Regions from separate parts of the Homo sapiens genome. Here region 1 is linked to region 2. A link is a loop called in an ENCODE intact Hi-C map of the cell type or tissue named here. Cell type or tissue: endothelial cell of umbilical vein. All regions are shown on one strand. Each heading gives the region's core, and the rest is flanking DNA. Links, peaks and the distances in the headings are about the cores only. Region 1 has its middle 7.6 kb from the start of SCYGR5. Region 2 has its middle 10 kb from the start of DAW1.

What was found. Hi-C counts contacts between places; a loop is a spot of excess contacts. Peaks named below come from ENCODE experiments on the same cell type or tissue, not always from the same donor. Only the 100,000 strongest peaks of a DNase experiment are listed, where the experiment ranks them.
Region 1: it touches region 2 in a loop (14-fold over the local background); 31 of 110 quality-filtered maps call a loop at or near these places.

Annotation. Positions count from the first base shown.
Region 1 is chr2:227,653,567-227,664,753 of GRCh38, forward strand. No RefSeq gene overlaps it. Among named protein-coding and RNA genes, the nearest start is that of SCYGR5, 7.6 kb to the right of the region's middle. In endothelial cell of umbilical vein, for the core only: a CTCF peak has its summit at 4,870 (motif pointing right); DNase peaks (open chromatin) are centred at 2,055 and 4,865.
Region 2 is chr2:227,855,814-227,867,000 of GRCh38, forward strand. No RefSeq gene overlaps it. Among named protein-coding and RNA genes, the nearest start is that of DAW1, 10 kb to the right of the region's middle. RefSeq lists an enhancer at 4,614-5,113. In endothelial cell of umbilical vein, for the core only: a CTCF peak has its summit at 6,636 (motif pointing left); DNase peaks (open chromatin) are centred at 6,608, 6,998 and 7,598; H3K27ac peaks cover 1,440 bases.

The DNA of each region.
Region 1 (11,187 bases), core at 1,254-9,253, 200 kb before region 2:
TCAGCATGAAAAGTATTTTTTATCCAGATTACTTAAATCAACATTGCATGCCAACATTTCCCATCTGAACCTTGGCCTGCCCGTTTTTCCTGGCAATGTTGCTTAACACCCACTGACCATGTAGTCTCATCATTTTTAATGGTGATGAGGCAGATTTCCTCCTAGTTCACATTGAATAGTCTATGTCACTGATCTTGCTATTTGGATGCCATGAGCTAGGACTAGGGACTCGTTTCAATGGCCTGTTTCTCTATCACCCAGGAAATCACAAGGCTCAATGAATTGCTGATAGCAATTTTGGTACTGAAAAGTAGGGCGGGGCTATACCAAATATGTAAAAGTGTGGAAGTGCCTTTGGAATTCTGTGATGGGTAGAGGCTAGAAGTGTTTTGAAGCACTTCATAGAAAAAGCCTAGATTCACATGTCTGAAATTGTTGGTAGAAATACAGACATTAAAGGCAATTCTGGGCCGGGTGCAGTGGCTTATGCCTGTAATCCCAGCACGTTGGGAGGCTGAGGCAGGTGGATCATGAGGTCAGGAGTTCGAGACCAGCCTGGCCAACATGGTGAAATCCCATCTCTACTAAAAATACAAAAATTAGTTGGGCGTGGTGGTGCGTGCCTGTAATCCCAGCCACTCAGAAGGCTGAGGCAGGAGAATTGCCTGAACCTAGGAGGCAGAGGTTGCAGTGAGCCGAGATCATGCCACTGTACTCCAGCCTGGGCGACAGAGCAAGACTCTGCCTGGCGGAGTGGGGGTGGGCTGGGGGAAAGACAATTCTGATGAAGGCTCAAAAGGAAGAGAGGAGAGCTACAAAGAAAGCTTCTATTGTCTTAGAGAATACGTGTACCACCATGTACAGAATGTTTCTAGAATTATGCACATTACAAGGTGTTTCTGGTGAGGTCTCAGATGGAAAGGGGTAGCATTTATTGGACACTGAAGGAAAGGTGATTGATCTGTGTTATAAAGCAGCAGAGAACTTGGCTGTATTATGTCGTGGTGTTGGAAGGAAAGCAGAACTTGTAAGTGATGATGCACTTGGATATTTAGCTGAGGAGAATCCCAAGCAAAGTGTGCAAAGGGGAAGCCTGTTGTCTCCTTGTTGCTTGTAATAAAATGTGAGAAGAAAGAGATAAATTAAAGAAGGAACTGCTAAGCAAAAAGGAAGCAGTACCTGATTTGGAAAATTCTCCACCTGTCCAAATAGTATACTATAGAAATGTCAAAAGTATGGCTCAACAAGTGTTTGCTAAATAAATGAGGTGTGTGGCTCATGGATCCAATCATTTATCTCATCAGAAGCCAAGAATAGAGATGTAGTTGTTCAGGAAAGATCTGTGCAGGGCCCTCTTGTCTGATGGCTTAGATCACCATGAATTTCTTGGGAGGCTGACAACGTTTTTGAGAATTTTATACCAGGAGAAACATTGCCATTCTGGACTGAAAGAGACCATAAAATTAACAAGAATGACTTAAAGCCTGGAGTGCTGGATGCAGAGGCCAGTCTCGAACTCCTGACCAGTTCGAGACCAGTCTAGCCAACATGGTGAAACCCCATTTGTACTAAAAATACAGAAATTAGCCAGACGTGGTGGCGGGCACCTGTAATCCCAGCTACTCAGGTTGCTGAGACAGGAGAATCGCTTGAACCCGGGATGCAGAGGTTGCAGTGAGCTGAGATCACGCCATTGCACTCCAGCCTGGGTGACAAGAGTGAAACTCCATCACAAAAACAAACAAACAAAAACATTGTAGTCTTTTATGAGAACATCTAAGTTTTTAAACAACCACCATATGGGTGTAAAAGATCATCAGGCCATAGAGGATTATGCTCAGGCCTTGAAGTCTTTTTTTTTTTTTAATTGTAAGTTTTCTTCAGTCTCAGAAGGTATCAGGCCTTGAAATCTAATGGAACTTGCCTTCCTAGGTTTCAGACTTGCTTGGGACCCATGACCCCTTTTTTCTTTCCAATTTCTCCCTTTTGGAATGAAAATGTCTGTCCTATGCCTAGATATTGTATTGTGTAAGCAGATGACTCATTGTCTGACTTCACGGGTTCATGGATGAAGAAGAGTTTGCCCCAGGGTGATTCATACTCTGAGTCTCAGCCATCAGTGATGTAGATGACAACATTTGGGACTTTGAGTTCATGACCTTTAGATGAAATTTTGGACTTAGAGTTGATACTGGAATGGTTAAGACTTTTGGGAATATTTGGAAGGGGTGGATATATTTTGCATGTGGGAAAGATGAATTTTGGGGCAAAGGGGAAGACTATTATGGGTTGCTTGTGTCCCCCAGAAAGACACGTTGAAGTCCTAATCCCCAGCATCTCAGAATGTTAATTTATTTGAAAATAGGGTTGTTGTAGATGTAATTAGTTAGGTTATGATAAAGTCATGGTGGAGTAGGGTGTGTTCTTAATCCAATGACTTGGTGTCCTTATAAGAAAGGGAAAAGAGACACAGAGACAGACCTGACAGTGAGAAGACAGCCATGTGAAGACCAAGGCAGAGATTGGAATGATGGATCTACACGCCATGGAATACCGAGAATTGCTGGTAAACACCGGAAGCTGAAAGATGCAAGGAGGGGCTCTCCCCGATAGGTTTCAGAGGGTACATGGCCCTGTTGACATCTTGAATTCAGACTTCTAGCCTCCAAAACTGTGAGACAATAAACTCACGTTGTTTTAATCCAACCAGTATTTATGGTATGTCATTAAAACCACCCTAGGAAGCTGACACAGATTGTGCTACACCTAATTTGAATTTTTAATCATTTGCACAAAATGTGGGATTAAATCTTTAATTAAAATATTTCATTTAAATCTACTGTATTCTGATTTTCCATGTATCAATACTTTCACTTTTGTTAAATACAAATAGGACAGATGAATCTATATTTACATATGGAGTGAAATTTTCCAGTTTGTTTTTGTTATCTTTAGCTAGGTAATAAATGTTAGTTACACCCCGTGTGGTGGTTGTTTGAAAACTTAGATGTTCACATAAAGGACTACAGTGTTATTTATTTATTTATTTATTTATTTATTTATTTGTTTGTTTGTTTGTTTTGAGACAGAGTCTTGCTCTGTCGCCCAGGCTGGAGTGCAATGATGCGATCTCGCCTCACTGCAACCTCTGCCTCCCAGGTTCAAGCGATTCTCCTGTCTCAGCCTCCCAAGTAGCTGGAATTACAGGTGCATGCCACCACGCCTGGCTAATTTTTGTATTTTTAGTAGAGGCGGGGTTTCACTATGTTGACCAGGCTGGTCTCAAACTCCTGACCTCCCACCTCGGCCTCCCAGAGTGCTGGGATTACAGGCGTGAGCTACCGCGCCTGGCCTACAGTGTTATTTTTAAAAACTAGATACTATATGAAATGCAGACATGATAAAGGGGTGCTTAACCCTTTTAGGTGACCTGCCTTTTTAAGAAAATTGCAATTTTCATAAAAAAAGTATACATTTTAAAATAGTTTAGTCATTACTCATTTTGTAATTTATTTTATATTGATTTTCCCCTCTGAGATTCAAATGTTTGTAACCATTGCTGTCTTTTTTACAGGTCTCTCTTCTTTATCAAGTTATCATATTTGGGAACAAGTGTAACATGGTAGAAATGAAGATGTCTCTTGCGTGGGAGGCTGATGCTCCAAGGGAACCTTGGGCAGGATCCATGCTTTCTGTTAACACAGGCTTCATCTACCCTAAGTGCTCAGGCAGCGTTTGGAGAAGGAAGAAGGATGACTGGAAGGAAGAAAGTTACTTTTTTTTTTTTTTTTGCAGTTGTGGGGAAATTGCACTGATTCACGCATGTACTTTTCTCCAGTCTCCCCGGTCACGAACAGAGCGTAATTGCTGCACGTCTGGCCAGAACAAACACTTGAGCTGGAAATACCAAACTGTATATATGTTAAACACAGGCTAGTTTTACAGAATTTTCACCTCTACTTCTCAATACAAAACCTGTTTTTCACAACTAGCATTACCCCCACACGCAGAAATTTTTAAAGAAAAGATGACTAGGTCTATTCTAGAACCTTTTGTTATTCCTGGCAGTAGTACAATGAAATTGGGTCTAGTGGTATTTATTGTTGGGGTGGATGTAACTCCTATTGAATCTGAAAGCACAGCATCAAGTGAAAACTGCTGAACAAATGCTAAGCATAGAAACTCTTCTGTTTATGAACTTTTTGGTTTTCAATAGGCTGCCCTGAGTATGCTTTTTTGTTCTTAATTGAACACAACATGGTACAAAAAATTACTACCCCTGGCCGGGCGCAGTGGCTCACGCCTGTAATCCCAGCACTTTGGGAGACCGAGGCAGGCGGATTCCAAGGTCAGGACTTCGAGACCAGCCTGGCCAACATAGTGAAACCCCGTCTCTACTAAAAAATATAAAAATTAGCTGGGCATGGGGGTACATGCCTGTAGTCCCAGCTACTCAGGAGGCTGAGGCAGGAGAATCACTCGAACCCGGGAGGCGGAGGTTGCAGTGAGCCAATATCGTGCCACTGCACTCCAGCCTGGGTGACGGAGTGAGACTCTGTCTAAAAAAAAAAAAAAATTACCTGTGGGTGCTGGGCTGAGCCATGATTTTGTTCCTCATCTGGAGGGATTAAGGACTGCTTGGCTAAGCTCATCCCCAGTTATTGACTCAGTTGGACTTGTGGGGAAGGTGTGAAACCAAAATTTTTTATTTCTAACAAATTCCCAGGTGTTGCTGCTGCTGCTGCTGGTTGTGGACCTCACCTTGAGAACCACTGCGTAGCTCACAGCCGTCCTGGCCAGCTCTCAGGCTGAAAGTTTGAGAGAGATTTCTGTAGTCATTTTAGCTGTAATTCCCCCGAGGGTTACACTAGAGGGCAGTGTGATTACAGCTACTGCGATGGACAGCAGGTTGACTTCACACTGAATCCAGACCGAGGTTTTATATTTTGTTTCCAGATGTTTCATGTAGGCATTTGTAGGTAGAAAAGGTTCTGCTGCTAAAAAGAAGTTAAAAGTTTGCTCTCTCTCCTGTCTTTTTATTTTATTTACTTATTTTTTTGAGACGGAGTTTCGCTCTTTTTGCCCAGGCTGGAGCGTAATGGCACAATCTCGTCTCACTGCAACCTCTGCCTCCTGGGTTCAAGTGATTCTCTTGCCTCAGCCTACCAAGTAGCTGGGATTACAGGCATGCACCACCACTCCTGGTTAATTTCATATTTTTGGTAGAGATGGGGTTTCACCATGTTGGCCAGGCTGGTCTCGAACTCCTGACCTCAGGTGATCCGCCCGCCTCGGCCTCCCAAAATGCTGGGGTTACAGGCGTGAGCCACCACGCCCAGCCTTTTTATTTTAAACTCATATATATTTATTAGCTGGAGAGCTGAGGCTATTGAGGTGTACAATTTTATTTTCCATTATTCAGAGAATGTTAGAGATAAATTTGCTATTTGAGCTCACTTTTCTAAACGTGTTTTCAGTGACTCCTGTTTTGTTAGTAGTAGAAATAGGGTTTGAGACCAAATAAAGCTGGAAACACTGAGTTAAAGTTACACAGACTCCTTTATTAAAATATTCCTTAGAGCCTGTGTTTGTACATTGGAAACCACTGGGAGGAGGATGCGGAAGGCAGGACCGCTGTGGGAGTAATGCCTTCTGGGTATTTTGGACAGGAAACACCTGCCTGGTCCTGATTCTTCGTCTTTTCCATAAGGAATTAAAAACTGGAAGAGAAAAATGACTGCTATGTAGTGACAGGACCTGTCTCCGGACTGCAGTCCAGGGTACTTTCCGTAGGACCAAAATATTATTACCTGCAGTTCTATGTGCAATGACAATACCCGGGCCAGTCAAATGCACTCGGTCTTCGGGCCTCGGGTCTTCCTGTTCCACCTGTTAGGACGCTCTTGCTCCAGGCATCTGCAGCCTTGCCTCCTCACTGCGTGCAGAGTGCTTAAATAGCACCTTATTAAAGAGGACCTCCCAGACCACTCTCCAAAATGGGCCTCCTTGGGTCACTCTCTATTTTCGTACCTTGCTTTGTCACCACCTGTTATGTGCTTAATTATTTTTTTGTTTGCTTCTTCTCTCTAAAATAGAGCTAGAACCGAAGGGACTTTATCTATCTTAGTGTCTGCTATATCCCTAGTACTTTGTAGGTGCTCAGTGAACATATACTGGATGAATTAATATTTTCAAAGTATAGAACATAAGATTGGTTATTCTATCAGCCAGAGTTCTCCAGAGAAATGGAACCAACATATTGATATATAAGTATACATAACACATTATATATATATATAATGTTAAATATGTTAAAATGGTAAAAACTGGTATCTTTTATTAAATGGTTCTAACAGTACCCAGATAATGTGAACATTATATACATTTACAGAAAAATTTCCACTTGCACTTCTGGGTTTAAAAGTGCAATATCTGGCCAGGCGCGGTAGCTCACACCTGTAATCCTAGCAATTTGGGAGGTCGGGGCAGGCGGATCTTTTAAGCCCATGAGTTCAAGACCAGCTTGGGCAACACGGCAAGACCTCATCTCTACGAAAAAATACAAAAAGTAGCCGGGTGTTGTGGCGGGCGCCTGTGGTCCTAGCTACACGGCTAAGATTATACCTAGACCTACACTACACCTATGCTGAGGTGGGAGGATCACCTGAGCCTGGGAAGTTGAGGCTGCAGAGAGCCATGATTGTGCCATTGCACTCCAGCCTGGATGACAGAGTGACACCCTGTCTCAAAAAATAAGATAATAAAAGTGCAACATCTGACACTTTCTAGTAATTGTTTAAATATAATGATATTGTATACTCTGGTTTCTCTTCAAATTGTGTACATCTTTTGCCTTTTAAATGTAATGGTATTTTATTTTATTTTATTTTATTTTATTTTATTTTATTTTATTTTTTTGAGATGGAGTTTTGCTTTGTTGCCCAGGCTAGAGTGCAATGGCGCGATCTCGGCTTACTGAAACATCCGCCTCCCAGGTTCAAGTGATTCTCCTGTCTCAGCCTCCCGAGTAGCTGGGATTACAGGCATGCGCCACTACGCCCAGCTAATTTTGTATTTTTAGTAGAGATGGGGTTTCTCCATGTTGGTCAGGCTGGTCTCCAACTCCTAACCTCAGGTGATCTGCCCGCCTCTGCCTCCCAAAGTGCTGGGATTATAGGCGTGAGTCACCATGCCTGGCCAGTATTTTATTTTTATATACTCTGGTTATGTTAGAGAATATCCTTCTAGGCTTCAGGGCGTTTGAATTTAAATATTATTAAGGTAAGGGGTATTTATATTTATCCAAAGGCCTCTCTGAGAAGGAATTCTATACTGGGTTTGACTGTAATTAAGGTAGCTGCCTTGGAGAATACTGGTCATTTTAATTTTCCACTCTCCAAATTTCACAGAAGTGTTTCTCATTGTCAGACTGACCTACAGTCATACAGGGAAGGGAATCCAGGCAACATCATCCCAGGTTTCTTCCATAAAGGAAGGAGGAGACTCTAGAAGGTGGTGGTGGTGATGCCAACAGACATGAAGTACAGGATCTTTCAAATGAGATTTTGAAGTTCACACACCTTCCATAAGGCCTACCTTCCCCTCCTCCACTGAGCATCACGGGGTTGCATTGTCTGTCCCTGAGCCGCAAGGCCCCTCCTCTCCTGCTGACTGCGAGGCAGTGGGGGTGGGGAGTGGAGTGTGTGTGGTCTTAGATAGAAAAGAAAGCCTGAAAAGAAACGTAATGTGCTAAACAACTGATGTGTTAAACACCTGCCTTCTGATATTCTTAAATGGCAGTCCTGTCTCCAGTGAGAAATAAATGTCTCTTGATAAATGCATTTACACTTACTCTCTAGTCACGATCAGCCAGTCCTCTGGGTAATGTCACTTTGAAGGAAGGTTGGATGCTTATCAGGAGAGAGTGAGTGGCCTTGGGTGGAATCCAGCGCCCAGTGGGGGACAGCTTTAGTGGGATGACCTTCCAGATCACACCACACTGGCTGCCACCCGCTCTGCCCTGCACAAAGTGGACCCAGGTGAAATAGCCCTTCTTGGAGACCCATTAGATGAATTCTTGTCTTCCTTAAAGTAAAGTTATTACTGTTCCAATTTATATCAACCAAACTCTTGCTTACATGGAGTAGGTGGCAATGACAGTTAGAAACTGAATTATACCCATAAAGAGCAATGCTGATAAGGAGAAAAATCTGTCAGTGGTTGAATTGACACTGGCTGCTTCCCATCTAGTTTGACTTCACAGAAAGTGGGGAAATGCTCTTTTTTTGTGGGATACTTCTGAGGTTTCCTGGGTCTTTCCTGTGCAAATGAATGATGAAATAACTATCTGCGGAGTCACTTAGGAGCCTTACTGGGGTCAGCCATTTTCTGTGCTCCAGAAAGCCCACCCTCTTTTTTCTTCCATTATATTTCTATCTCGTCTGACCACGTGTTGTTGCACAACTCCAAGGGTGAACTTGGAACTGAGATTCCAGTCTTTTCTTCCTCATGCTCTCATGCTTTTCAGAGACCTGGAGATGCTGAAATTCCTCTGCCTTTTCTTGTCTCTTTGCCTGCTCTAGCACTTCTGTCCTCTGAATTTGGTGGGAGAAAGTCAGAAGAAATAAATCTCACAGAATAAACAGAATAACAGTCTCCTTAGAGAGAGGAGGTGATGAAGAGGAAAAAATACAGACATGGAGGTAGATGGTCTTAAAGGAGAAAGGAGATTGGAAGCCAGTCCCCACAACTAACAAGGAGAGTAATAATGCTGCCTTTTCAGGATTTTTTTTTGGGTTGGGGGGGGACAGGATCTTACTCTGTTGCACAGGCTGGAGTGCAGTGGTGCATTCACAGCTCGCAGCTCACTGCAGCCTTGACTTCCTCAAGCTCAAGCAATCTTCCCACCTCAGCTTCCCAAGTAGCTGGGACTACAGGCACACGCCACCATGCCTGGCTAATTTTTGTATTTTTTGTAGTAGAGACAGGGTTTCATTATGATTCCCAAGCTGGTGTCGAACTCCTGGGCTCAAGCAACCCACCTGCCTCAGCCTCCCAAAGTACTGGGATTGCAGGCATCAGCCACTGCACCCGGCCTCTTTTTCAGGTTCTTGAGCTCAAATGTCAGCATCATCACTTTCTAGCTATGATCTTGGGAACTTAGATGTGGTCACTGATATTGTCCTTGCTTCTCATTGCTGCCTCCAGACAATTATTCCCAACTCCTTGGGAGAAAATGAAAATGTCAATCTATTTGAAACTCAATCAGCTAGAGCACTGTCTCCTCGGCGCTGACATCTACTGACTTCCTGGTCCGTCTTCCTCAGTCATCAAACCCTTTGGCATCAATTCTCCATCCTAGGTCCTGCCATTATCTTGCAGCTTTTCAGTATCCACATGTGATACATCTTGTCTTTTTTGTTCCTCAATCCCCTCATTTCTAGACTCCTTTTCCACTCTACCTCAGCTCCCCATTCTTGTGGCCACATCCTGTCCTCCCTCCAATGTAAGGAACTGCGTCACCTGGCTCTGTCTACAGGGATCTCGCCTTCTTGCTTACTCGATCATCTACTTCCACGGGACCATTCTTCAGTGTTATCGGGACATCCTTGTTCTCCTCTCAACCTCCCTGCCTGTCCTTTCTTCACTTCCCTTATTTCCTCTACAGCAATCACACCAATGCCCAAAGCTCCATGGCCTCCCTGTGTTTCAGTCACATTTGTATGAAAAAAAAACAATCCCAGGAAAAATCTTTGATCTGCTTGCTAGAGAAAGTCACACAATACAGCAAAATAATTCCATCATAAGCTCACAATCACCAGCTTCAAGTGGGATTTAATCAGGCAGTCCTGTGAGGTTTCTCTAGTTGGCTAGTTATTATTATTATTTTGAGACGGAGTCACATTCTGTCACCCAGGCTGGAGTACAGTGGCGCAATCTTGGCTCACTGCAGCCTCCACCTCCTGGGTTCAAGTGATTCTCCTGCCTCAGCCTCCCAAGTAGCTGGGACTATGGGTGCGTGCCACCACACCCAGCTAATTTTTTGTATTTTTAGTAGAGACGAGGTTTCACTGTGTTAGCCAGGATGGTCTCTATCTCCTGACCTCGTGATCTACCCTCCTCGGCCTCCCAAAGTGCTGGGATTACAGGTGTGAGCCACTGTGCCCAGCTGGCTAGTTCTTACTCTCCATCTTGGCCATATTACACTGTGTCTGTATTTCTCAGTCCTCAAATTCCCCTACTCTGCCTTCATTCCCAGAGACTATAACCTACTTTATAGAGAAAAAGGAAGTCACCAGATGCCATCTCCCTCAAGCTCCCAGCAACATGCAAACTACTCTCCATCTGCCTCCGCTCACCATGTCACACTCTGTAACACGAGGCAGCCATTCCTTCTCACTAGGGCCAGTCCCTTCATCGGGACCTGGAATTCCTGCTCCTTCCCCCTCTGAGCACATTTGCACTACATTTTTTTTTGTTTAAAAAAATAAATATTTCACTTCTTTTACTTAAATTGCCTCTCCTTATTTAAAAATTTATTTGACATCTTCCATTTTAGAAAATCCTCTCTTGACCCGGCAACGCTCCTCAATGACAGTCTGACCTCTCTTCCTTCATCAAAGACAAACCTCCTGAGCAAGTTTTCTATGTTAACTGTCTCTACCTGCTCTCCTCCCTCTCATTTTAAATCTCACCTGCAGGTATCCTGTCTCCTAAATAGAAACATCTCTTGCTGAGATCAAAAATAACCTCCATGTTTGCACCTGCAGTGAAAACATTCCACAGCCTGTTACTTGATGTCTCATTTTCATTGGCCACTACTGATCACTTCTTCCCACTTCAAACATTCTCCTCCCTGGGCAGCCAAACCCTTTCTGTTTTCCTGCTTTTTCCTTCTGTCCTCTCCTTAGACCACTGTGCATGCTCATCCTTCTCTAAGTAATTGTATTTCTTCAAAAGTCTGTCCTTGAGCCAGGCTCACGTCTGTAATCTCAGCACTTTGGGAGGCCGAGGCCGGTGAATCACCTGAGATCAGGAGTTCGAGACCAGCCTGGCCAACATGGTGAAACCCCGTCTCTACTAAAAATACAAAAAAAAAAAAAAAAAAAAAAAAAAAAAAGAGCCGGGTGTGGTGGTACACACTTGTAATCCCAGCTACTTGGGAGGCTGAGGCAGGAGAATCACTTG
Region 2 (11,187 bases), core at 2,167-10,166:
TTCAATATAGTTCTGCTTTACCATAAAAGTGGAGAGCATGTAACAACATATTTTAGGAACATTAACTTGAATACAAAAAAATAAAAAATCCCTGTAGGCAATAGCACTTCCTGCTTCAAGAAAGAAATAAATCAAGGTAGTAGTGGAAGCAGGAGGCTGCATATGAACACAGTTCTGTTACCTGTAAACTATGTTCAGGTACATTTAACCATACGTTTAAACAGTGATATAGTCCAGAAGTTTTAATATGATATTGGCCCTGTATTCTAAAGGAGGTTTTACCCCGATAACTTTCTACCTGCAAAAAGAAATCAGACCCCAGTTAGGATGAGATTTTCCCTGGCTTTGTGCCCTGCTAGATAATAGAAATTCTTTTTTTATCATTCCTGTAATGTTGCACACTTTTTACTCATTGTATCCCTGAAAAAGATATGGCCAGTTGTCTGACTGCCACAGAGATCATCAATTGTTAAGGGATAGGGAAATGACATTTCATGATTTGTGCCAGGTACTTTACAAGGTGGTTTACACCTATTTCTTGGGATAATTCTTCTAGCTACAGATAAACATTTTACACATGGAGTACTGAGGCTTGGCTCTGAGAAGGTCAGTAAATTGTCCACATTCTCATAGGGATTAGGTAGCAGAGTAGGAATTGGAACTCCCACCATTCTGATCCTAACACTTCTTTTTTTTTTTTTTTTTTTTGTATTTTTAGTAGAGATGGGCTTTTACCATGTTGGTCAGGCTGGTCTCAAACTCCTGACCTCAGGTGATCTGCTCGCCTCGGCCTCCCAGAGTGCTGGGATTACACACTTGAGCCACCACTCACGGCCTCCTAACACTCTTGAACTTTTCATCACAGCTAAGAACATAGCTCAGATTTGGGTTTAAACACCCTGCTCCCATTCTTTCTCACAGCTCAGAGAGGACTTGGGTGGGAAGGTCACATAAAAAACTTGAGCTGGAAGGATGCCTCAGAAATGTAGTCTTTGGTTTCTCAGCCTCCAGCTTGCAGTGGAGCCAAGTCCATGGGGGTTGGGATGGAGCTGATGGAGCCAAAGTCCAATTCTTGCCATAGACCAAAGCTTTGACCACTTGACACCCATGTGTCCCCATCTTCCCACACTTAAACTTTCAAACCACAATAGCAACAAAAAAATGCTCTCTTGATGGCAATAAAACCATCCCTCATGCAAATGAGAATACTTTTTTCCCAAAGCAGGGACCGCAAATGTCATCAGTTGCAGCGTTCATCTCTGGGGTTTAGTCCTTCTTTCTTTAGTTTAACCACAGTCCTGTATGGTTTTACTATAACCTATGGACAAAATTATGAAGTTAACACCCACCAAAAAGCCTCATGTAAAATCGTGTTGCAGGACTTTTCCTTAATTCAGCTGAAGATGGGGTTCTTCGTCCCACAGCCATGAAAATTTAGGCTCGCCGACAATTTGAATGGTAAGACAGGGTTTTATGGCTGGGCGCGGTGGCTCACGCCTGTAATCCCAGCACTTTGGGAGGCTGAGGTGGGCAGATAACCTGAGGACAGGAGTTCAAGACCAGCCTGGCCAATAGACTGTCTGTATCTCTACTAAAAATACAAAAATTAGCTGGGCATGAGGATGGGTGCCTGCAATCCCAGCTACTCGGGAGGCTGAGGCAGGATAATCACTTGAACTTGGGAGGTGGAGGTTGCAGTGAGCCAAGATTGCACCATTACACTCCAGCCTGGGTGACAGAGCGAGACTCTGTCTCAAAAAAAAAAAAAAAAAAAAAAACAACAACCCAGGGTTTTACTGGGTAAAAAAGTTAGAAAAGATGGAAACAGGAACTCTCAGCTAGGCCAGGGTCCCCGTTAGAGGACTTCCTGCTCAGCCATTCGAATCCCAGTTTCCACACAGGAAGAGGACAGGCCAGGCTCCTCCCTGTTGCAAATACCATGAACTTGTGTGGCTCCTCCCAGTGTTCAGGCCGGTTGGAGAGGCTGGAGATTCTCTGGGGACCCTCTCCCACCTGGCTGTCTCAATAGTAGAAAAATGGGAGAGAGAAAAAAATAAGACACAGCGTGGAAAGAAGAAATAAGTTTGCTATAACGATGAACAGTGTTCATTTCCGCAACTGATCATGAAGTTTATTTGGTATTTATTGTGTCTATTTCCTCCTCCACTGCCAATTCTGTGATCTCTTTGCCTTCAGCAGGCTAGGGTGTTTATTTAGGGGGGGGTCATCCAAACCTTCCTTTGTGAATGGCATGAACCCTAGGAAGGTCCTTGTCATGTTGGTTCCCATGGTCTTCCACTGACTTTTACCACCTGACATGACAAGATTTCTGGGTTTGAGGAATATTCTCCCATCAACTGTATGATTTAACAGGAACTCCATTTCCCCTTGATAATCAGTCTACTCTTCCCAGTCAATGTGGTAAATCCCTCCCCTGCTTTTTTTTTGGATTGTTTATTCAGGGACAAAAGGAACCTGAAATGGCCAAAGGGTAGCTTTTAGTTACGGGAACACGGGTGTGTCTAATGGTGGAATAATTTTGTTCTTACGATCTCAGACGTCTGAACAAGCAGAATCACAGTCGAATAGATCATGATCAGACTTTTTTGAGTAAATTACTGGGTGGAATGTGAAGAGATGCCACTCACATTCCCACCATTGGCATCCAGAACAACGTGTTCTGACCATAGGAGAGACAGCACCCAAGATGGTCGGGTGCTGGTTCACAGCAAAAAAACCACATCAAGAACAACACACCCCAACCTAACAAATATTGCTTTTCTTTTTTTTTTGAGATGGAGTCTCGGCTCTGTCACCCAGGCTGGAGCGCATTGGCGCGGCCTCAGCTCACTGCACCCTCTGCCTCCTGGGTTCATGCAATTCTCCTTCCTCAGCCTCCAGAGTAGCTGGGATGACAGATGTGCACCAATATGCCCAGCTAATTTTTGTGTTTTTGTAGAGATGGGGTTTCGCGATGTTGATCAGGCTGGTCTCGAACTCCTGACCTTAAGTAAACCACCCGCCTCAGCCTTCCAAAGTGCTGGGATTACAGGTGTGAGCCACCGCACCCGGCCAAGTGTTGCTTTTCCACTCGGCCCTGGAGCTGAGTGTTCTATAGGCCAGTTGCTCAGGCAAGGTATGTGGCAAGAGAAGAGAACCATTTGACTGCCTTGATTCTTGTGAGAAACAATATTGTTTGGATACCAGGATGATGGACAAGGCAGATTGTGTTGCAGGAGGGAGCATAGCAGGCAGATAAGGAAAATTCTTTTATTTGAGACGGAGTCTCACTCTGTTGCCCAGGCTGGAGTGCAGTGGCATGATCTCGGCTCACTGCAAGCTCCGCCTCCCAGGTTCACACCATTCTCCTGCCTCAGCCTCCCAAGTAGCTGGGACTACAGGCGCCTGCCACCATGCCTGGCTAATTTTTTGTATTTTTAGTAGAGACGGGGTTTCTCCATGTTAGCCAGGATGGTCTCAATCTCCTGACCTCGTGATCTGCCCCTCTTGGCTTCCCAAAGTGCTAGGATTACAGATGTGAACCACTGCGCCCGGCCAGATATGGAAAATTCTTATCTAGCATAAGTCTTTTTCACTGTGGGCAATTTTTTGTCCCCTTTGTGATGAGCAGTTCCAACACAATCAACCTTCTGGTGGGTGTCAGCCTGGCTCTCCAGGGATGGTAAAAGAATGGGCTTCAAGGTTGATTGCTGCTGCAGGCAATTTGGATGCGTAGCAGTGCAATTGGCAAGCCAGCCCAGTGGCAATAGATAGGCCAGCCTTGGTGACAAGGAATCCTCTATGGGCCATGTCTTACCTTTATTCCAGCCTCTTACACTACTTTATTAATGAGCCCATTGAGCATAAACTGGGGTTGGTGGGGAGGAGGCTGACTGACAGCCAGTGTGGATTTATTTATTTATTTATTTATTTTTTTGAGACAGGGTCTCATTCTCTCATTCTGTAACTCAGGCTGGATTGCAGTGGCACGATCTCGGCTCACTGCAGCCGCCGCCTCCTGGGTTCAAGTGATTCTCCTGCTTCAGCCTTCTGAGTAGCTTGGATTACAGGCACATGCCACCACACCTGGCTAATTTTCGCATTTTTAGTTTCGGCATGTTGGTCAGGCTGGTCTTGAACTCCTGACCTCAGGTGATCCACCTGCCTTGGCCTCCTAAAGTGCTGGGATTACAGAGATGACCCACTGAGCCCAGTCTCTAATCACTTCTTTTACTAATTAATGATTGGGTAGGACTCAGTGGTAGTTTTAACTAAAGTGATCGAAACGGGAAGTACGTTTTCCAAATCATTAGTGGGCGAGAACAGATTCTGAGCAGAATTTTCAGGTGGGTCTGCCAAAGCAACACTGCAGAACTGTTCACTAGGCCTGTGGCTGACTCTGCTATGATCAGGGAATAGGGAACTGGGACACCAGCACACAGCTGATGGCTGTGGGCCACAATCTCGCTGGCATTCTGAATGGCCTGCACTTGTCTTGTCACCATCCATGATGCTAGAGCCCAGCTGTGGAGAGCTCTGTTAGAGCTGCTGCAGAAGGAAACAGACTACCCCCATGATGACCGGGCTGAGCTTGCCTGCGGCAGCCCTGACTCTACCTGCCAATGCTGCTTCTGCTTCCCAGATGGCACGGGCATCACCTGGGTGTTGCCTGCTTGATGGGAATCAGGCCACACGTGGAACCTGGGCCCTGAAGCTGTCTGCGGTCTCCAGCAGGCACTAGGCCCACTGGCAGGGAAATGAAACAGAACTGAATGAGCCAACCAAAGCTGCCAATGTGGCCATGTCAGAGTTTTGGAAATAAAAGGACTTAACTGATAAAATATGAGGAAAAGGGGAAAGGGATTGTTCAGGTGGGCTTTGAAGAAGAAAGAGATGGTTTAGGAAAAGGAGCTGCTACAAAGGCAGAGTTGGAGACAGAAACATGGAACTAAAACATAAGAGAGAAAGAAAAAAGACAGAAAGGCAGGAAAAAGCGAAAGGAGCTTCAAGACAAAAGGGAGTGCCAACAGTCTGAGAAAGAAAGAGGAGGTGGAGAGGATCTGGAATCCCCCTTTGGGAGAGTAGCCAAGGTTTGCGCAGCTACACCTTCCCCCCATTACCTACTACTGTTGCTCTTTTGAGATGCTGGGCAGTCTGTGAGATTTATGTCCTGGGAACAAAGTTAACAGAGGCAGTAACAAGCATAAAACCATAGGCTTTAAAAGTTTTTATCATTTTAAGTATTTCCTGTATATATTTCCATTGAAAACAAGAAATAAGAACAAGCTGATCTTTCCCTTTCTGCTTTAAAATGTCACTTTTCAGCAAGCACATATTCAGTTCAGTTGACACACACAAAGCCAAAATCCTGGCTGAGACACATTCAAGCTATTATCATCTTGGAATTTGTTACGGTAAGTCCTGCAGGGACTGTGTGGTGTTGAGTTGGCACAGACGCACCTCAGAGAAGCAGTAGTATAAACAGTTCTGTATTTGCAAAAGGAAATAAGAAAATAATTGAAAAAGTAAGAAATTTAGACCAAGGCAAGTAAAATTGGCTAAATAAAGAACTATTTCAAAATGGCCTTAAACAGAGAGGGCGTATCAAGCTGTGCTCTTCTCTCAAAGCCTCAATTTGTCATCTGTAAAATGGGAACAATGGTCCTTACTGCATAGTTTTTGTGAAGATTGAAGCAGATGATTTGGGTGATACAATTAACCCAGAGCCTGGTACAAAGTATGCATTCAATAAATGTTAATTATTATCATTGTTACCATTGCTAGCATGTTTGGTGTCATGGCAAGGAGTTCTCTCTCTCTCTCTCTCTTTCTCGGAGTCTCACTCTGTCACTCAGGCTGGAGTACAGTGGCGTGCAATCTTGGCTCACTGCTACCTCTTGCCTCCCAGGTTCAAGCGATGTTCCTGCCTCAGTCTCCCAAGTAGCTGGGATTATAGGCGCCCACCACCACACCCAGCTAATTTTTGTATTTTTAGTAGACATGGGGTTTCACCATGTTGCTCAGGCTGGTCTCAAACTCCTGATCTCAAGTGATCTGCCTGCCTCTACCTCCCAAAATGCTGGGGTTACAGGCGTGAGCCACCGCGCCCGGCCAAGTTATTTCAAAGATAAGTTTTAGGTAGCTAAAAGGAAAGAGTTTGCTCAATACTTAGGCTCTTTTGTCTGGCCTAGGCTCTGGGCTCCCTTCCTCCTTCCCTCCCTTCCTTCCTTCATTTCTTCCTTCCTTCCTTCCTTTTCTGAATATTTTGTTGTATTTATTGTTTATTTTATTATAAAAAGTTTTATTTTTATTATTTGTAAAAATTTTTGTGGGTACATAGTAGGTATATATATTGATAGGGTACATGAGATATTTTGACACAGCATGCAATGTGAAATAAGCACATTTCAGATGTCTCTGAGGATTGGAAAAAAAAAGCACATCATGGAGAATGGGTTATCCATCCCCTGAAGCATTTATCTTTTGAGTTACAAAAAACCCAATTACATTATTTAAGTTATTTTAAAATATACAATTAAGTTATTATTGACCTACGGAAAGAATGTAAATGCTCTTATAAAACAGGTGTACACTTCTGCCCCCTACTGGCAGTGAGCTATTTAGCAGATAAATAACCTTGACCTAATTGCAACAATCCCTCGATGTGGTATTTTATTTGGAATAGATGGTTAGACATATTTTGCATATCAACACGTATTCCAGAGTTAAACAATTTAGTTATAGAAGTGGTTAATTCCGTTACGATAATGTTCAACGAAAAAAGATTTTAGGTGCCTAGAAATTGGGTATACAGCCCACTGTATATATTTACATCATTTGTTTTATACAATAGCCCCATGAGGCAGATAGTATTATTATCCCCGTTTTGATTTGAGCAAATCGAGGTTCTAAAAGGGATCTGCTAGTAAGTGGAAGAACTGGCATTCAAACGTCAAGCTCCTCTGACTCACATTTGTGTCCTTTCCGGGCAGGCCATCAGGCCTCCCTAAAGAGGACGAACTCATCAGCAACATCAAAAGTCTGACTCTTGGCAGGTCTGATGTAATTACACATTGCACCATCTTTCCCTCACTTCATTTTCATTGAAAAGCAACTTGCAACCAAGTACACTAGAGGAGAGTATAAGCTCATGAGGGAGTGTGGAGAGGTGAAGGCTTTTTGTGAGCAGGGCTAGTCTAGGGGGAGCCTACAATGATCAGCTGCCCCCTGGGCACGTGTCCAGGGCTGGGTGGCCCACTGAGAAGTCTGGATAGCTCCCAAAGCCCTGCCAGTGAGTGGGGCAAAGGCTGGCCCTTGCTCAGCTTGGGTTTTCTGGCTGCGGGAATGCCCCCATTAGGCCTGGAGGTCCTGGCAGTGTGAAGGAACACCCTCTAACCCAGAGCTGATGCCTTTCCCTAATCTGCCCAAAGTCATGGCTTGTGCTAGCAGTGGCACCATATAAAGCATGGCAGGATGTCTTTACCTGTTTGCATGAAATTCACAAGCCTAGCCAGGGCCTTTTTCTCAGGCAAGGCAGAGGGCACCAGTGATCTGATTCCAGTCAATCCCCAGCACCACTACCATCAGCATATTTAGAGAATGACTCATTTAACTGGGTAGAAGGGAGAAGGAGGGAGACAATTAGTCACAGTTGGAGGTAGGAGGGCAGGAGAGAACTTCTTTGGAATTTTGGGATCCAAGAAGAGAGATAAATGACGCCGAGCTTCTTTGAGGTGATCCTGGAAATCCAGCAAGCCTCACAAAGCAGCTTTCATGCATTGCAGAAAGGAGTGGGCATTGAGTGGAAATGGCAGCCTGATGCAGGCTGGAGAGAGATGACTAATTTATCTGTCAAACTGGCAAGTTTAGGTATTTAGAAGTTCACTGGACCCCAGAGTGGGGCATGGAAGTCACCAAGAACTACAGGTTCTTTAAGGGACCCAGGGCCAAGAGGAGAGACTCCAGAAGTGGCACACAGCAGACTGTCCTCTGGGGGCTGAAACAGGGTGCAGTGACATTTCAGCAAGTTGCTGCAGTGAAGGTGGTAGGAGGCACCCTGACAAGCTGAGGAGGGCATTATAATGCAAGTGGGAGCATAGAACCAATGACAACCAAGGCTAATAATTTCAGACCTTTTCTCCATTAATCCGCAAAGGGCTATTGTATCAGATCCTTCAGGAGTTTAGAGTAAACCCTGTAAGAGGAAGAAAAATCAGACAAGTAACACCGAATAGAATGGAGTTTTCAACATGAATGAATGAACCATCACTAGGGTCCCGCGAGTTTACTTGAGAGTGGCCAGATGCAGTTGTTGGCATAGGGATTGGAGGCAGGCATTGTACGGTAGGGACATTTTGGAGTGTGTGATGTGAACTCCACATCCAGCACATACTGTTGCAGAAAATCAAATTGAGCATGTGGACAAGGTGTTCTTCACTGGGTGAGGCTTTAGAACAGCTGACGTGGGAGGCTTACTGGGTGGCAGAATGACAAGAATCAAAGCTAGAGCAGGAATAAGTGAGTCGTGGTGCCTGAGTGCTGAATGGAATGAGCGAAAATCATTTGCAGTTGAGTAACTGAGGATTAGAAGGGCAAACGATTTGCTTAAAGGTCATCAATGAAAGGGCAGGATTGGAACTTCTGTCTTCCAACGAGCAACCCACTGTTTCATACCTTTCCACATTTATCTTTTTGTGAAAACACACAGACACACAGCGAGCACAAGATCATGGAACCATAGAAACGAAAGGAAAATTTTATCTAGTCCTGTCTCTCAGCCGACTTAGTATTATGTTTTACAATCATCTTGGCAACCGGTCAAACTGCCTCAGCTAGAACATTTCCAGTGCTGGGAAATTCTCATACTTTTGGACACAGCTTAGTCTATTCATCCATTACTGGACAAACTGGCAATGGAGTTCTTTATAGGGAGCCAACATCTGCCTCCATGAATCCAACTCTCTTAGCCCTGCCCTCTAGTTCTGCACATAATCAATGACTTCCTCTTCCAAATCATAATGAAAATCACTCACTAATCAAGGACCTATGGTGTGCCAGTCACAAAGGGTGGCATTATGCCCACCCCAGGGTCTCTGGTTCATGTTCCAGATATCCCTGGTCTTTCTGCACCTGTATCGTTCTTCTCTGGACTGTCTCTAGCTTGGGAAGGTATAGAATCCATTCTTCCCTTCCAGATCCTCTAGGCCATTTATTTAAGAAAGTAAATCTATTTGGGTCCACAGAGAAAGTAGTTATGATTTTAAAAATATAAACTAATTTTAATGTTTAAGCCAACTGTACTAACACTAATTGATATAATTAGCAAGGTATACTTGTCAAGGATCACACAAAAGATTCCAAATTGCAGTTGGAGCAATTGTTGACCTAGATCATCAATTGAAATGGAAATGATATGTACATGCCCTTTCCTCAGTTTCAAACAAATTTAGCATAATAATGCTTATTATTATCATCACCGTCCCTAATTCTTACAGAATGTTTCAAGTGAATCAGGCTCATAGTGACAACTCTATGAATTGGATACGATGATCATTTCTAGCTTTTTGAGGAGGAAACTAAAGCCCAGAGAGGTGATGGACCTTGCCCAAGATCGCATGTCTAGAAAACGGTAGGCTTCAAGTCAGGCATTCTGCTCTAATGACTCAGTGGCAAAGCTGTTTATCAGCTGTGCCAGCTGTTTATCAGCCTGCCATGTACTGGCATTGACCCATCAGTGAATGTAAATTTGGTCACACCTAGAGGTCTCTCTCCCACTAACCTACAATCATTTCTTCCTTTCTTCTTTTTTGTTTTGTTTTTTTAGATGGAGTTTCGCTCTTGTCACCCATGCTGGAGTACAATGGCATGATCTCAGCTTACTGCAACCTCCGCCTCCTTGGTTCAAGCGATTCTCCTGCCTCAGCCTCCCAAGTAGCTGGGATTACAGGCAGGTGCCATCATGCCCGGCTAATTTTATACTTTTGGTAGAGACAGGGTTCCACCACGTTGGTCAGGCTGGTCTCAAACTCCTGACCTCAGGTGGTCCACCGCCTCGGCCTCCCAAAGTGATGGGATCACAGGCGTGAGCCACCTCACCTGGCAACCTACAATCATTTCAAACTCACCCGAAGTCTGATTCTTTCTGTGAATAACTCCCTTGCAATATTTTTCAGAATTAGATCTATAACAGCAGCATGCCTGGTACTAGCAGGTCCTTTATACACATTTATTGAATGATACAATTAGTGGCCCTGGCCCTGTTAGTTTTCAAGTCCCAGGTAAGATCAGATGCTTTTGAGTCCTGCTGTGGGGATGGAGGCAGGCAGAGGAAGAGGGTAAATGGCGATGTCTGGTCCACATGCCCCCACCCTGATGCCGTTCCTCCGCTCTGGGGCCTGCTGTGATGAGGTCACCTTTAAACCCTGTGCACAGCAGACTGCTCCTGCCTGGCTCTGAGCATCTGTGCCTTCTCTTTCTAGGAGAGGATTGCATCTCTCTTTTTATCTGCTGCTCTCAGTGAGGCTCCAACACCAGTGATGCAGTCATCTCACTGAAGTTGGTTTTCTCCAGGAGAAGCTGAGCCAAATGGAATCCACCAAGCCCAGCCGCAGCCGGAAGCCCTACTCCTCCCTTACCTTGCCCAGCCTCAAAAATACAGAATCTGGATCCCCCGGACTGACTCCTTCTTCCTTCTCCTCCTCCTCCTCTTTCTCTCTCTCTCTCTATAAATATAAATATATATATGTATAGATATACTACATCCATATATATATATATATATTTTGAGACAGGTTCTGGCTCTGTCACCCAGGCTGGAGTGCAGTGGTGTGATCTCAGCTCACTGAACCACCGCCTCCTAGGCTCAAGCCATCCTCCCACCTCAGCCTCCTGAGTGGCTTGGACTACAGGTGAGTGCCACCACACTGGGCTAATTTTTGTACATTTTGTAGAGATGGGGTTTTTCCCTGTTGCCCAGGCTGGTCTCAAACTCCTGAGCTCAGGCAGTCTTCCTGCCTTGGCCTCCCAAAGCACTGTGATTACAGGCGTGAGCCACCAGAGCCACCATACATATTTTGATTTTAGAGACTACCTCCCTCCCCAACTCCCATCCTCCCAGGTACCTTCTGATTCTTCCCTCAGCCTGATGTCCACTGTCCTCTCTCAGTGCATTGGAGCATCTGAAACCCA